2 separate regions of the Homo sapiens genome follow, and region 1 is linked to region 2. The links are chromatin contacts, found by Hi-C or POLR2A ChIA-PET in ENCODE. All regions are on one chromosome and are shown on one strand. The core of a region is the stretch at or near the end of the contact, and the rest is flanking DNA. Distances in the headings are between cores, read along the strand shown. Region 1 holds the start of LHB (luteinizing hormone subunit beta). Region 2 has its middle 24 kb from the start of BCAT2.

The links. Hi-C counts contacts between places; a loop is a spot of excess contacts on that map. ChIA-PET counts read pairs that join two places held with the same protein, here RNA polymerase II (POLR2A). Pooled maps may share reads with other maps.
Region 1: a pooled map shows a loop between it and region 2 (4-fold over the local background). The contact joins the promoter of LHB here to the enhancer-like site in region 2. A Hi-C loop is called at or near these places in 4 of 50 pooled maps. POLR2A ChIA-PET finds 5 or more read pairs at or near these places in 5 of 52 experiments (GM10248, PC-9, activated CD4-positive, alpha-beta T cell and 2 more).

What each region holds. Positions count from the first base shown.
Region 1 is chr19:49,015,592-49,020,336 of GRCh38, reverse strand. It overlaps LHB (luteinizing hormone subunit beta), which reads left to right and starts at 3,246. Exons shown (of 3, transcript NM_000894.3): 1 at 3,246-3,270; 2 at 3,623-3,790; 3 at 4,027-4,357. The coding sequence starts at 3,256. The coding sequence ends at 4,269. RUVBL2 (RuvB like AAA ATPase 2) reads right to left here. Exons shown (of 15, transcript NM_006666.3): 14 at 4,651-4,745; 15 at 4,367-4,520. The coding sequence ends at 4,495. It overlaps SAXO3 (stabilizer of axonemal microtubules 3), which reads left to right. Exons shown (of 5, transcript NM_001396011.1): 2 at 228-428; 3 at 529-690; 4 at 1,337-1,464; 5 at 1,997-2,369. The coding sequence ends at 2,369. It overlaps LOC124904738 (a long non-coding RNA gene), which reads right to left and starts at 244. Exons shown (of 2, transcript XR_007067288.1): 1 at 1-244. RefSeq lists a silencer at 2,065-2,254 and enhancers at 1,498-2,421, 2,231-2,525.
Region 2 is chr19:48,784,484-48,789,173 of GRCh38, reverse strand. No RefSeq gene overlaps it. Among named protein-coding and RNA genes, the nearest start is that of BCAT2, 24 kb to the left of the region's middle. Within about 2 kb of position 1,658, at least 2 of the 41 ENCODE cell types and tissues checked have a DNase peak (open chromatin) inside an H3K27ac peak, as active enhancers do.

The DNA.
Region 1 (4,745 bases), core at 1,997-4,496, 230 kb before region 2:
GACCCAGAAAGATAGGGGCTAAATAAAGCGGATTGGGAGCTTGGACTCCTCTCTGAAGGAGGAGGGTCCTGGAGTTCTGGGTCTGAGAGAGGAGGCACCAGGGAAGCTGAATGCCAGGGACTGCAGAGGAAAGGGCTGGGGGCCGACTGGAAGAGGTCAGAGTTTGGGGTGGGGGGTGATAGGGACTCCTGAGTCTTTCTAGCTGATGTGCGGCGCCTTCTCTCCAGTCCACGGTCGCGGACCCTCTACCCCAAGTTGCAAAGCAGGATTCTCACAACTGGGCTTTCGACGAGGTCCTCAGCAGATGGGAGACAACCTCTGGCTCGGCCTACGTGCCCAAGACCCATGGCGGGCCCTGCGCCCAGCCCAGAGCCCCAGAGCCTGCAGACCCCACGCGGACTGTGGGGATCAAGGATTTAGGAGAAAAGGTAAAGTTTGGGGAGTGCCGGAGTCCGCAGGGGACAGGGCGGGGGACTGCATTTGAGTCCCCTGCTCCTTCACGTGAGTCTCTGGGTCGCCTTTCCGCAGCTCAGACACCGCGGCTGGCGCCTCCCACTGACCACAAAGTACCAGAGCAGCGAGACGAGGGCGCAGTACACTGGCTCTCCCAGCGGGGACCCGCGCGCCCCGGAATACTTCGGGCCCCAGCCCCCACAACTCGCAGACCACCACCGCGGGGGTCCTTCCCAGGTGTCTGGGTGGAAGCCGGCGCCGGCGAGACGGGGCGGAGCTCCGGGAGCCTGGGGCGGGGCCAGAAGGAATCACGGCTTTGGGGCGTGGCTAAAGGGTCTGGGGCGGGATCGCGAGGTTAGAGGAGCCGGGGGAGGGGCTGGGCATTAGGCCAGGCCAGAAGGACCAGGGACTACAAACTCACCTTCAGGGCTCCTAAGCTGCTGCGGAGCTAGACGGCGGGCTGTGGGTGGGGAGGAGACTAGAATATTCTGAGACGGGGTCAGGTGGGAGTTGGGAGAGGTAACTTGGAGTTGCTGCCCAAGATGCAGCTCAGCTCCAGTGGCCACACCAAGACGGTTTAAGACAGAGCGGAACCAGGGAGGTTGTTTTTGGTGGCTGGGGGCTTGGGTTTGAGTTCCTTGAACAGCAGAAGGTGCTTGGATTTAGGGAGGTGAGGCTGGGAAGGGTTCGGGTATGAGAAAGGAAGCTGAAGTTCCCTGGCGTGGGTGGCAGGAAGGGCTCTAACCCTGGGGCGGGGTGTGAGGGCCGTGGCCGTCATGGCTGTCGAGGCCGAAGGAGAGGGATTCTGAACTCGGGACCCAGGGCTTGGGATGGGGTATGAAATCTATGTCTTGGGTATGCCTCCTCCCCCAATCTTGCTCAGGCTCTAATTGCCTGGACGAAGAACCCCGAGCTGTCTGGCCGGCCTTTCACAGTATCCGACCGGGGCGTCCTGGACCGCCGCCAGCTCTATCTGACCACCTCGGCGCGGGACTTTCGGTTCTATCCCAAGTAAGCCGGGCTCTCGCTCGGCACCGCCTCCTGCACAGCCCCCGCCGTGGCCGGTGCACGCCGAGCCCCTGGGCTGGCTCCCATTCCCTGAGCCGGTGGTCTCAGCCTCGACTTCTGTAGCAGCAAGAACCAAAGTTCAGGCCTCAGCCCCTCCCTTTTTTTTTTAAGCACCCAGGAGTCCTTAGTGTCACCTCTCAGGAACCGCGGTAGGGACAGGAAGCCTGCACAGCGGCTCGAGGGGATTCCGGATCTGAGGGCAGGGCCTCCTTCGGTACTTGAGCCCCCAGATACTCCTTCCCAAGGAAGCGAAAGTCCCCTTTTACTTCCCTAGGATGCGAAAGCTCAGTTTCCAGGACGTTAAGTACCTCGAGGACCCAGGAACGCAGGCAACGCGTGCCGGGTCGCGTCCTTCCTAAGGGGTGCTCGCCTGGAAATGCAGGAGTTTGAATGTGCAGACTCCTTAGATCCCGAGGTCTGAAACTCGTCCCCAAGGATCCAGCTGTATCCTCACCATCCCGCCCTGCTCCCACAGGACGGAGCTGTCCGGATACCCCCGCAAGGACTCCCTGACCTACTGGAGCTTCGAAGAGACGCCCCAGGTCTGGAGCCACGGCCCGCAGCGGCCGCCCTGTCCGCGCTCCTCCCGGCCGCCCCGACCACCGCGGGTCCGCGTGCCGCGCGTCAGCCCGGTGACCTCGGCCATGCCGCACCGGGGAGCCCTGTCTCTGGCTCAGGAGTCCTACAGCCCCCTGCTGCACCCGCTCCGGCGGCTCGACCGCTTCTGCCCGCTGGAGGCGCCCTGGGGCGGCCCGCACTGGAAGCCCCTGCGGGGCATCTACAGCGTGCCGAAAGCCTACAGTACCGAGAACTCCAGCTATGGCAGCTTGAAGCCGGCGCTGGTGTGAGCCGTCAGGGCCAGCCCCACCCCAGACCCGCCCCCAGGGCCGCGCTGCCGAGCGGAGCTCGGGACCTCCGCTCACTAGGAAGGGTTCCGGACCCAGCCTGAGTCGCACTCATTACGTCTATTGGCAACGTGGGGGCGGGACTAGCCCAGACACCCACTCAGCTGCGGCATCACGGAGAGGGGACTAAGTCCAGATAATGTCCTTGCAGGCTGTGGCCCCGGGGGCAAGACACGCACCCTGCGGGCGTATTAAATAATGAGTTAAATCACCTGAACCACACCCACTTCCGGGGACGCTCCGGGCATCCTGGCTTGAGGGTAGGGTGGGCGGAGGTCCCTAAGGGAGAGGTGGGGCTCGGGCTTAATCCCTCCTTGGGGGCATCTGGGTCAAGTGGCTTCCCTGGCAGCACAGTCACGGGGAGACCCTCTCTCACTGGGCAGAAGCTAAGTCCGAAGCAGCGCCCCTCCTGTTAGGTTGGACTGTGGTGCAGGAAAGCCTCAAGTGGAGGGTTGAGGCTTCAGTCCAGCACCTTTCTCGGGTCATGGCCTCCTCCTGGCTCCCAAGACCCCACAATTGGCAGAGGCAGGCCTTCCTACACCCTACTCCCTGTGCCTCCAGGCTCGACTAGTCCCTAGCACTCGACAACTGGGTCTCTGAGGTCACTTCACCGTGGTCTCTGCCTCACCTCTGGCGCTAGACCACTGAGGGGAGAGGGCTGGGGCGCTCTGCTGAGCCACTCCTGCGCCTCCCTGGCCATGTGCACCTCTCGCCCCCGGGGGGATTAGTGTCCAGGTTACCCCAGCATCCTATCACCTCCTGGTGGCCTTGCCGCCCCCACAACCCCGAGGTATATAGCCAGATACACGAGGCAGGGGATGCACCAAGGATGGAGATGCTCCAGGTAAGACTACAGGGCCCCTGGGCACCTTCCACCTCCTTCCAGGCCATCACTGGCATGAGAAGGGGCAGACCCGTGTGAGCTGTGGAAGGAGGCCTCTTTCTGGAGGGGCATGACCCCCAGTAAGCTTCAGGTGGGGCAGTTCCTGAGGGTGGGGATCTGAAATGTTGGGGCATCTCAGGTCCTCTGGGCTGTGGGGTGGGCTCTGAAAGGCAGGTGTCCGGGTGGTGGGTCCTGAATAGGAGATGCCGGGAAGGGTCTCTGGGTCTTTGTGGGTGGTGTACCACGCGGGATGGGAAGGCCAGGACTCGGGGCTGCGGTCTCAGACCTGGGTGAAGCAGTGTCCTTGTCCCAGGGGCTGCTGCTGTTGCTGCTGCTGAGCATGGGCGGGGCATGGGCATCCAGGGAGCCGCTTCGGCCATGGTGCCACCCCATCAATGCCATCCTGGCTGTCGAGAAGGAGGGCTGCCCAGTGTGCATCACCGTCAACACCACCATCTGTGCCGGCTACTGCCCCACCATGGTGAGCTGCCTGGGGCCAGGGGCAGATGCTGCCACCTCAGGGCCAGACCCACAGAGGCAGCGGGGGAGGAAGGGTGGTCTGCCTCTCTGGCCTGCGGTTGGGGAATGGGGTGTGGGAAGGCAGGAACAGAGGGCTTCCTGGGCTCCTGAGTCCAGGACCTGTGGGGTCAGCTTGGGAGCTCAGCTGAGGCGCTGGCCTCAGGCACATGCTCATTCCCCCACTCACACGGCCTCCAGATGCGCGTGCTGCAGGCGGTCCTGCCGCCCCTGCCTCAGGTGGTGTGCACCTACCGTGATGTGCGCTTCGAGTCCATCCGGCTCCCTGGCTGCCCGCGTGGTGTGGACCCCGTGGTCTCCTTCCCTGTGGCTCTCAGCTGTCGCTGTGGACCCTGCCGCCGCAGCACCTCTGACTGTGGGGGTCCCAAAGACCACCCCTTGACCTGTGACCACCCCCAACTCTCAGGCCTCCTCTTCCTCTAAAGACCCTCCCCGCAGCCTTCCAAGTCCATCCCGACTCCTGGAGCCCTGACACCCCGATCCTCCCACAATAAAGGCTTCTCAATCCGCACTCTGGAGGTGTCTTTCTGTGGGCTCAGGGCAACCACACATACACAGGGTGGGTGCAGCTTCCCAACCATTTTATACAGAGTCACAGTGTCAGAACTCTGGTGGAAAACAGGGTGGGGTCGGGGGATGACATCCAACTCAGGAGGTGTCCATGGTCTCGCCTTCTGTGGGGAGAAGGAAGGCCACATGGTCAGTGTCGCCCAGGTGGCAGGGCCTGAGCCTTCTACGCCGAGCTCCCTCTTCCTCCCTCTGAGGTTGGCTCTGGCAGTGCAGGTGCGGGGTGGGGATTCTTACTGAGTTCGTTGAAGAGGAAGGCGTCCTGGTACTCCTTCATGTACTGCGTGGAGCGGGACTCGTCCAGGAAGAGTGAGTAGACCCGCTTGATGTCA
Region 2 (4,690 bases), core at 409-2,908:
CCAGCCTGGTGAACATGGCGAGACCCCTGTCTCTACTAAAAATAGAAAAATTAGCCGGGTGTGGTGGCGGGCACCTGTAATCTCAGCTACTCTGGAGGCTGAGGCAGGAGAATCACTTGAACCTGGGAGGTGGAGGCTGCAGTGAGCTGAGATCACAACGCTGCACTCCAGCCTAGGCAACAGAACAATACTCTGTCTCAAGAAAAATAAATAAGTGTGTGTGTGTGTGTGTGTGTGCGCCCAAGATTAGGACACAAAGAATCACACAGGCATAATGGGGCCTAAAAACTGTTTTTTTTTTTTAACTGTTTTTTTTTTTTTTTTTTTTTGAGATGGAGTCTCGCTCTGCCGCCCAGGCTAGAGTGCAATGGCGTGATCTCGGCTCACTGCAACCTCCGCCTCCCAGGTTCAAGCAATTCTCCTGCTTCAGACTCCCGAGTAGCTGGGACTACAGGTGTGAGCCACCACACCGGGCTAATTTTTGTATTTTTAGTAGAGACGGGGTTTCACCATGTTGGCCAGGCTGATCTTGAAGTCCTGATCTCAGGTCATCCTCCTGCCTCAGCCTCCTAAAATGCTGGGATTAAGCCATGAGCCACTGCGCCCGGCCGTTAAACTGTTTTATAAGCTCTGTGTGTGTGTGTGTGTGTGTGTGTGTGTGTGTGTGTGTGTGTGTGCTTAAGACAGTCTTTCTCTGTCACTTAAAAAAAAACCTGGTAAATAGCGGGCCCTACCTTTCCTACTGAAAAATAAATAAATAAATAAAATAATAAATCCAGGTAAATACATCTCAGCTGTAATAACCCAGCCACAGCGTGCTGTGTGTCAGGCCACGCTGTGGTGTGCCTGCAGCACCATCTGGTGGTCAGTGTTGAGTATAAAGTCAAAGGCCAAAAGAGGAGAAGGCCGGGCGCAGTGGCTCACACCTGTGATCCCAGCACTTTCCGAGGCCGAGGCGGGAAGATCACTTGAGGTCTGGAGTTTGAGACCAGCCTGGCCAACATAGTGAAGCCAGCCTGGCAGGAGAATCCCTTGAACCCGGGAGGCAGAGTTTGCAATGAGCTAAGATTGAGCCACTGCACTCCAGCCTGGGTGACAGAGTGACACTGTGTCTCAAAATAAATAAATAAGTAAACTAAAAATAAAAAATGGAAAACTAAGGAAAGAGGCAATTTACAGAGTGAGTCTCCAAATACAATTTCATCAGTTAGCAATGTGTAAAAATTAAAGTAGAGCTTCCTCTTCAAAGAGACTTTCCTCCTCGTCTACTTAGGAATAAATAGTAACTTCTCTTAGACGCAAAATGTATTCAAAGACCTGTGCTAACATTCTTAAATATCTGCTAGCCGTAATAAAGAAATCAGTGTACTTTATGTTTTTAGCTCCCACAATTTACCCTAAATATTTGCCCTGGCATGCTTATACTGGTCCAAGCAAGCATTAGGTCACAGCCTGTTCCTCTTCCTTATTTGAAGGTGTTTTTACCTTTCTCAGCATTCCACAAGTCACTTCCCCCTTCCTTTGTTCTCCTCTGCCTTTGCCTCTTTTAAAAAGTTCCAAGTTGCTAGCCAGTTGGGACAAATACAGAATGTGAGGTCCCGTTCCAGCCAATGGAAACCCGACACGGCAGTAGAGTGGATGCGTCAGGTTATAAATGACCCTGTCTCCTTTGTTCGTTGTACTCTTGTGGCAAAACTGCTGGCGAGTGTACCTTTTCTGCAGAAAGTAAAAATGGCCTTGCTGGCCGGGCTCAGTGGCTCATGCCTGTAATCCCAGCACTTTGGGAGGTCAAGGCGGGCGGATCACCTGAGGTCAGGAGTTTGAGACCAGCCTGACCAACATGGAGAAACCCCGTCTCTACTAAAAATACAATATTAGCCGGGCGTGGTGGTGCATGCCTGTAATCCCAGCTACTCGGGAGGCTGAGACAGGAGAATTGCTTGAACCTCGGAAGCCGAGGGTGCAGTGAGCTGAGATTGTGCCATTGCACTCCAGCCTGGGCAACAAGATCGAAACTCCATCTCAAAAAATAAAAATAAAAATAAAAATGGCCTTGCTGAGGAAATTAATGTTCAAGTGCTATGTCTTTTTTTTTTTTTTTTGAGGCGGAGTCTCACTCCGTTGCCCAGGCTGGAGTGCAGTGGCACGATCTCGGCTCACTGCAAGCTCCGCCTCCCAGGTTCACGCCATTCTCCTGCCTTAGCCTCCCAAGTAGCTGGGACTACAGGCACCTGCCACCACGCCTGGCTAATTTTTTTTTGTATTTTTATTAGAGACGGGGTTTCAACGTGTTAGCCAGGATGGTCTCTATCTCCTGACCTTGTGATCCACCCGCCTCGGCCTCCCAAAGTGCTGGGATTACAGGCGTGAGCCACCGCGCCCGGCCTCAAGTGCTATTTCTTTATGGCACCAAGGAATAAGCATTTCTAACAAATGTGTGAGTGGTTAAAACCATTTTTAGGGCATTATACAAGTTTACAAACATCTCAAGGGATGAGTGTTTGGAAAGACTCCCCTGAGGTGATGTAACACTGGCTGGCTGATCATAGTGGCTCAAGTTTGTAATCCTAGCACTTTGGGAGGCCGAGGCGGGTGGATCACCTGAGGTCAGGAGTTGGAGACCAGCCTGGCCAACATGGTGAAACCCTGTCTCTACTAAAAATACAAAAATTGGCCCAGTGTGGTGGTGGGCAGTAATCCCAGGTACTCAGGAGGCTGAGGCAGGAGAATCACTTGAACCCCGGAGGCACAGGTTGCAGTGAGCCGAGATTGTGCCATTGCACTCCAGCCTGGGCGACAGAGTGAGACTCCATCTCAAAAAAAAAAAAAAAAAAAAAAATAGAAACACTGGCTTAGGCAGGGCGCGGTGGCTCACATGTGTATTCCCAGCTTTTTGGGAGACCGAGGCAGACAGATCACTTGAGGTCAGGGGTTCGAGTCCGGCCTGGCCAACATGGGGAAACCCTGCCTCCACTAAAAACACAAAAATTAGCCAGGCTTGGTGGCAGGTGTCTGTAATCCCAGCTATTTGAGAGGCTGAGGCGAGAGATTCGCTTGATCCCAGGAGGCAGAGTTTGCAGTGAGCCAAGATGACACCACTGCACTCCAGCCTGAGTTAGACTCCATCTCAAAAAAGAAGAAAACAAAACAAAACAGAAACACTGGCTTAGGCATTTATGAAAAACCCACAGCAAACATCCTACTCAATGGTGAAAGACTGACAATACACAAAAGAAAGAAAGAAATTCGTAACAGACATAAATGGAAAGACATCCCAAGTTTATAGACTGGAAGACAATAGTATTAAGATGACGATGCAGCTGGGCACGGTAGCTCATGCCTATAATCCCAGCATTTTGGGAGGCTGAGGCAGGAGGATTGCTGGAGCCCAGGAGTTTAAGATCAGCCTTGGCAACTGATATGGTTTGGCTCTGTGTCCCCACTGAAATCTCATTATGAATTATAATCTCAGCGGGTCCAGGGAGGGACATGGTGGGAGGTAACTGGATCGTGGGGGCAGTTTCCCCCATGCTGTTCTCGTAGTCATGAGTGAGTTCGCACAAGATCTGATGGTTTGAAACTGTGGTGGTTCCCTCCTCTAGCTCTTTCTCCCTCCTGCCACTATATAAGACGTGCCTTGCTTCCCCTTCCCCTTTTGCTATGATTGTAAGTCTCCTGAGGACTCCCCAGCCCTGTGGAACTGTGAGTCAATTAAACCTCTTTTCTTTATAAATTACCCAGTCTCGGGTAGTTAGTTTTAACAGCATGCACCTGGTCTCTACAACAACAACAACAAAAACTTAGCTGGGTATGGTGGCACCTGCCTGCAGTCCCAACTACTGAGAAGGCTGAGGTGGGAGGATTGCTTGAGCACGAGGTCGAGGTTGCAGTGAGCCATGGGGTCGTGCCACCACACTCCAGCCTGGGCAACACAGTAAGGGCCTGTCTCAAAAAAAAAAAAAAAAAGTGATCTAGTAACTGAATTTAATCCATATCAAAATTTGAACATCTGGCTGGGCGGGGTGGCTCACAACTGTAAATCCCAGCACTTTGGGAGGCTGAGGTGGGCGGATCACCTGAGGTCAGGAGTTCAAGACCAGCCTGGCCGACATGATGAAACCCCGTCTCTACTAAAAATACAAAAATTAGCCAGGCATGATGATGCCTGTAATTCCAGCTACTTGGGAGGCTGAGGCATGAGAATCACTTGAACCCGGGAGGTGGACGTAGCAGTGAGCTGAGATCGCACCACTGCACTCTAGCCTGGGTGACAGAGAGAGACTCCATCTCAAACAAACAAACAAAACGTGCAGAATGCTAAAGACTAAGCAAATAAGTAATAGCTACCATGTCCAGAGGCTTCCTCTAAGCCCGCTAGAAGGCACTGCCCTACAGTATTTCTCTCGTTTCCACTTGTGCAGATAAGAATACTGAAATTCAGAAGTCTCCTGCCCCTGGTTACTCCAGTAGTAAGAGGTGGGGGAACTCAGGCTCTCTCTCTTCATTGCCCACATCCTGAACCACTGCTCATGTTATATGCCCATATTTTGCATGTAAATTCAAAAGATTTAGGCGTCAGGTCCCGATCCTTTAACCCCTGGTTACCAGTCCCTGTTCTAGTCCACCCCTCAGGAGGAGGCAGCTGGAGTATCTGAGGTCAGTCACACGTGCAGTCTGCCATGCTTACATG